2 separate regions of the Homo sapiens genome follow, and region 1 is linked to region 2. The links are chromatin contacts, found by Hi-C in ENCODE. All regions are on one chromosome and are shown on one strand. Each heading gives the region's core, a stretch centred on a gene start or an enhancer-like site at or near the end of the contact. The rest is flanking DNA. Distances are from core to core; before and after follow the strand shown. Region 1 holds the start of BLOC1S5-TXNDC5 (BLOC1S5-TXNDC5 readthrough (NMD candidate)). Region 2 overlaps LY86 (lymphocyte antigen 86).

The links. Hi-C counts contacts between places; a loop is a spot of excess contacts on that map. Pooled maps may share reads with other maps.
Region 1: a pooled map shows a loop between it and region 2 (4-fold over the local background). The contact joins the promoter of BLOC1S5-TXNDC5 here to the enhancer-like site in region 2. A Hi-C loop is called at or near these places in 4 of 50 pooled maps.

Annotation. Positions count from the first base shown.
Region 1 is chr6:8,063,130-8,065,829 of GRCh38, forward strand. BLOC1S5-TXNDC5 (BLOC1S5-TXNDC5 readthrough (NMD candidate)) reads right to left here and starts at 1,285. Exons shown (of 13, transcript NR_037616.1): 1 at 1,136-1,285. BLOC1S5 (biogenesis of lysosomal organelles complex 1 subunit 5) reads right to left here and starts at 1,260. Exons shown (of 5, transcript NM_201280.3): 1 at 1,136-1,260. The coding sequence starts at 1,247. The region is part of intron 3 of EEF1E1-BLOC1S5 (EEF1E1-BLOC1S5 readthrough (NMD candidate)); the gene reads right to left. RefSeq lists enhancers at 468-1,094, 704-893, 2,584-2,683, 2,694-2,700.
Region 2 is chr6:6,609,226-6,611,925 of GRCh38, forward strand. All of the region lies in intron 1 of LY86 (lymphocyte antigen 86), which reads left to right. The region is part of intron 1 of LY86-AS1 (LY86 antisense RNA 1); the gene reads right to left. Among named protein-coding and RNA genes, the nearest start is that of LY86-AS1, 12 kb to the right of the region's middle. Within about 2 kb of position 1,251, at least 8 of the 41 ENCODE cell types and tissues checked have a DNase peak (open chromatin) inside an H3K27ac peak, as active enhancers do.

The DNA of each region.
Region 1 (2,700 bases), core at 35-2,534, 1.5 Mb after region 2:
TTCCTTTTGGGATATAGACAGAAGCAACAAAACTATAAAGAAATGCACAAGAATAATAAACACCAAATTCTGGATAGTGGCTACCTTGAGACGAGGGAGGGGAACTAGTGCAATTAGAGCAAGACACAGTGGGGCTTTTAGTAATTTATTTATTAAGGTGGGTGGTGAATGTTCATTGTAAGTCTCTTTTTCATAAGTCTGAAAAAGTCATTAAGAAAAGGTCTGAATTTAAGTCTTTTGGTGAGTCAGTTTATTATTCTTCTTAGTTACAACTATGTAGTTTAAAATGTAAGTCTCAAAATTCCTTGAGAAATTAAATCTAAGACAATGTATTATTCATATTCATTCACTGGCAATGTTCCCCAAATTTTTCATTTTTGCAGACATACGATGGGCAGGTTTCAATTCTCTATTTTAATGAATTTTATTAGTACATATCTTCTTAAGCATGTCAAGTAGAAAAAATAATACAAGCACTGTATATAAGCACTTTATATCTGGTATATATAAAGCACTACAACTCAACTGTCAAAGACTTTCACGCAGCAAACAGCGTTGTGAGCTTTAGGAGTCAAACCTAAAGCAGATTCTGTGAGAATCTAGGTTGTAACCTTCTCCCAGCTCAAAGCACACAGAACACATGGACATTTCTGAACGTGAATGGTTCTTTACAGTGCTATAGAGCGCCTTCGTAAGTGTATCTCACTTACTCCTCGCACGACCAGGAACAGATCGGGTAGGAGAGTGAGTAAAGCCAGTGACCCGAAGTCACTCAACTCCTAAGCGACTGCCTCCCGCCTCCCAGGTCCAATGCCCTTTCCACTACACGTCGGTGGCGAGGCTGCCCAAAGGCTCTGCGCCCAGGGGTCCTGAGCTTGCGGAATGGACGGGGGCGGGCCTGATGGCTCAGGCTGCGACAGAGGAAAGCGGGGAAACACGAAGAGTTGGGCTGGTTGGTTGTGGTGGGACGCATTTGGCGCGGGGAAAAAGGCGGGGACCGACCACGACTCCCCCACCCGCACAAACGCACGCGCGCCAGCCCGGGACCCGGGGGTCGGCCCGGGTCAGAGGGCGCCGCCTGGGAGATGAGGCTGTGCTGGGATCCACCAGGAACTATAGCCCTGACACTCCGTACCCTTGATAATGAGGTGCGCTGAGCCCGCAGTCCCCAGGGAGTCCCTCTTCTTGCTGCCACCGCCCGGGGCGGCCTCACAACCCACAGGGGTCTCTGTCCCTCCGCCACTCATCCCGACCAGTTCCGCCCACCCGCGGCCACGCTGCGCCTGCGCAAACCCGGCCGCCCTCTTACAAGGCGCGCCCGGGTTTTTTTTGTGTGTGTGTCATTACAGGGCGCCGGAGAAATTTAATCTACCCAGCGGGCGGTTCCGGAAAGGCGCCTGCCGTGTAGTCAGGCTGTGAACTGGCAGAAGCTCTTGCCGCCATGCTGGATCAGGGCGGATGCTGCTAGAATAGGAAGGTGCTTGAACTTTGGAGCTAAACTCAGAGCCCTGGTTATTTGGCTCAAAGCTGGTGCATTCCAGTACAGTTGTCCTCCCATATCTGCTGAGAATACATTCCAAGACCCCCAGTAGATTCCTGAAACTGCATATAGTACTGAACCATGTATATACTATGTTTTTTCCTGTATATACATATGATAAAGTTTATAAATTAGGCACAGTAAGAGATGAACAATTAGAACAATTTAATAAAAGTTATGTGAATGTAGTCTCTCTCCCAAAATATCTTATTGTACCGTCCTGCGGGTAATGAAACCACAGAAAGTGAAACCTCAGATAAGGGGGGACTACTGTATAGCAAAGCCAATTAGCTGGGGGCTGTTTCCCTACTATGCCATGAGTGTGGCTGACTATTCCTGCCTTTCTTTTTAGACACCTGTTTCCTAGAATGCTTCTCTTGCTCCCTCTTTCTGTTCAAGTCAGTAAACTCACGTTGTATAATAAAGAATTTGACTGGACTTTGACTCTGGTTCCTGGGAGGTACCCTCAATCCTTAGAATTTCCCAAGTGATAGAAGTGTCTTTGTTATTCATGGTGGGCCTCTGGAAATACACCTGAGTTTATGCTAATGAGATGGCTCATGGAGGGCCCAAGATGATTTCAGAATGGAGGCTGGCCACACCAGAAGGGCCGGCCAACCATGAGGGCTTAGGCTTTGAGTCACATAAGCAGGCCCACCTCTGGGGAGCAGATTGGGGCTGGAGACTGAGTTCAGCCATGTGGCCAGTGATTTAACCAACTATGCCTACATAATGGAACCCCAGTGAGTACTCTGGATGTGGAAGCTCAGGTGAGCTTACTGGTCGATAATCATTCATCAAAGTGTCAGGAGGGGGAAGCGTTCCTGAGGACACGTAAGCTTCTATTTGGGAAATCTCCCACATCTCGCCCTATACATCTCTTCATTTGGCTGGTCCTGATATGTGTCCTTTATAATAAAACTGTAATAGCAAGGAAAGCACTTTCTTGAGTTCTATGAGTCATTCTGTGAAACCTGAGGGAGTAAAGCGAATAGCAATGAAACATCATGTGTAGAGAGAAGCTGCGTGGGTGAGAACTGAGGCACCCTAGCAGACAGTGCTCAGGCCCTGGGCATATGACAGAGACAGCTGGTCAGAAGTGCAGGTGGCCTGGGAACCCCAAAGCTTGTGGCAGGTGTCTGAAGGGGAGTCTTGAGGAG
Region 2 (2,700 bases), core at 1-2,500:
TCCTGTCCAGGAGAGCTCTATTGCAGAGTTGGAGCATCCAGCAGACCCACCCTGGCTTCATCTCATTGACATAAGAGATGCAGAAAGAAATGGCGAATTGGCTTTGGGAATGAAGAATTTGACTTCCCTGGTTCCAGTTCAAGACATACGGGTGGGAACTCCCACTGGGTATCCACTCTGCTTTCTTGGGAAAGCTTCACGGTATCTTTAGGAAGGAAGCCTGGGATTCCACACCCTGGAGATACTGGATCTCTTATTCTCTATGCACTTCCTTACACACTTTCTCTTCCTTCAAGGGCCTCTCAGTTGAGGCACTACTCCACCTTAAATCCAGGTGGCCACATTCAGAAGCACTGTCACGCTGGCCTCTCAGCAACATGCTAACACAGAAAAGGAGGCTGTTTATGAGTCAGCTCTGCCAACAGGATTGCTTCCTAGGAAAAGTGCAAATTGATTTTTTTCCTCCTGTTGGTCTGCTGGGGGATTGGAGGCAGCCACGGACAATTCATTAGCACATGTAGGAAGGCCAGGGAGAAAAATAAGCTAAGTTGCTCTCATACTAGAAAGCATTTAGGAAGCAAACCCATAAACATGGATAATTATTGTGTGTCCATTAAAATTTAAAAAAAAAAAAAGAATTCGTGCTTGTTCTGTAGGCCTCTGTGTATGGCCAAGATTGGCTACAGGGCCCTGAACATTGCAAGAAACGTTTGCACTGGCAAGGAAGGGTGCTGGCCTCTATTTTTGTAGAAACAGGGTCTATGTTGCTCAGGCTGGTCGTGAACTCCTGGGCTCCAGCGATCCTCCTGCCCAGGCCTCCCAAAGTGTTGGAATTACACACATGAGCCACCACGCCCAGCCAGGATCTGTATGGTGGTGCTTATACGCAGTAACCCTGCATAGAACTACAAGAGCGAACACGTGCGTGCGTGTGAAAACCGCTAAAACCTGAGTACAGTCTGTAGAGTACACCAGTGTCAATGACTAGGTTTTGATACGTGGTTCTGTAAGATGTTACCATGAAGGGAAGTGGGTGAAAGTACACAGGGCACCTCTGTACTCTTTGTGTAGCTTCCTATGTCTATCATTATTTCAAGATAAAAAGATTTTATTTTAAAAAAATGGCCTGAAGCTCTTGAGCCTGAGGCTACGCATCTCCCTCTGCCTTTATGACCCACAGTGCAGGCCCTGAGCCCCCAGAGTCTGGGCTCCACTGCCCTGGCCTCTGGGGCATCTGAGAAGCCTGGTACAGGAAGGAAGCATGAAGCTTAAAATAGTGCTCAGTTCCTCCTTTTACAAGTGAAGAAACGGAAGCTTAGGGGGGGGCAAGGTGAGTGCTAGCTGATGCCCTGATTTACTGCCTGAGTTACATGGAAGCTTCTGTCCCTAGGAACATACCAAGACAGTCTGCCCTAAAATGGTCAAGCTAGAAGGCCAAAGCGAGGGAGGGCTGGGGTTTTGTTTTGTGGGGTGTGTGTGTGCATTCTCATGTGTGTATTTAAGGGCTGCAAAGGACATACTGGTTTTGATGTCACACTATGAGCACAAATGGTGTAGAAATTCTATTCCACAACATGAGCGATGTTCAGCAAAGTCAGTAAGAAGGTGAGCATGTCTGAGCTTACCTGCAAGATGAAGGCCTGTGATGACGGTGGAAACTCTTTCTGACCCCAGCAGCCACAGAAATTTGTATTTTGCCAAGGAAGGCTCCTTCTTTGAAAATATATAGGAAGAAGACAGAAGTCTACCTTTCTGATACCACTTTAAGCAATAGAGGAAAAGAAAATTATCTTGTTTTTCCACTGTCCTTCCAGGGGTGATTCTAGGACCGTTAAGATCTGGCCGTGTCTGAGCAAACACCAGCCACCTCCGACCTCCAGCCTTTCAAAGAAACAAGCTGGACTGTTTGCATTTATATGATTCAAAATGAAGGTCACAAAAGCACAACTGACTTGATTTTATGAAGAGCTTTTGTTGACAAACGTGAAGTTCCCAGAATACACAGTCTTTGGGACTTGAGTTTTTTTGTATATATTATTCTCTGTGCCTGAGTTGGTAGAAAAGAGCCTACATAACATAGGCTCCTACTCCAGCCCAGTACAAGGTTTTCAACCTGCACACTTTCCATAAACCCTCTCTGCCTCAGTTTTCCCAATTCTAAAACACGGATGATAGCATCTCTCTTAAGGCTTTTGTGAGGATTTCAGCTAATACATACGTAGGGCTCAGAACAGGACCTGCTGTGGAAAGAGCTATAGAAGTGATCACTGTTATTACACTCATCTGTAATTACTGCAAGTATTTGGAAATATATAGGAATATACTTAAGATGAATGGACACAAAACCGCCTCCACAGCTTCCAAGGCAAAGCGCTGCTACCTGTCCACCGTGTGGCAGTTCCTGTCACCCACACTGGTGCCTCCCTGTTCTCTCACCGCACCTTGTGGCTACGCTGCGCGCCGGTCGTGTTTGTCCCCCCTTTCTCCTGAAAGTCAGGGGCTATGCTTAAGACTAAATCACCTTTGTATCCCACATCTAGCACAGTGCCTATCAAACAGTACGGGCTCAAAAAGCTTTAACAATCGGACCGATAAAATAGCAGGGCTTTTGTCTCTCCTGTCAATCTAGCATCTCTCCTTCCATTTTTTCTGCACCTACCAAAAATAAGAAAAAAATCAGACTGCTGCTGTGTTCTGCCA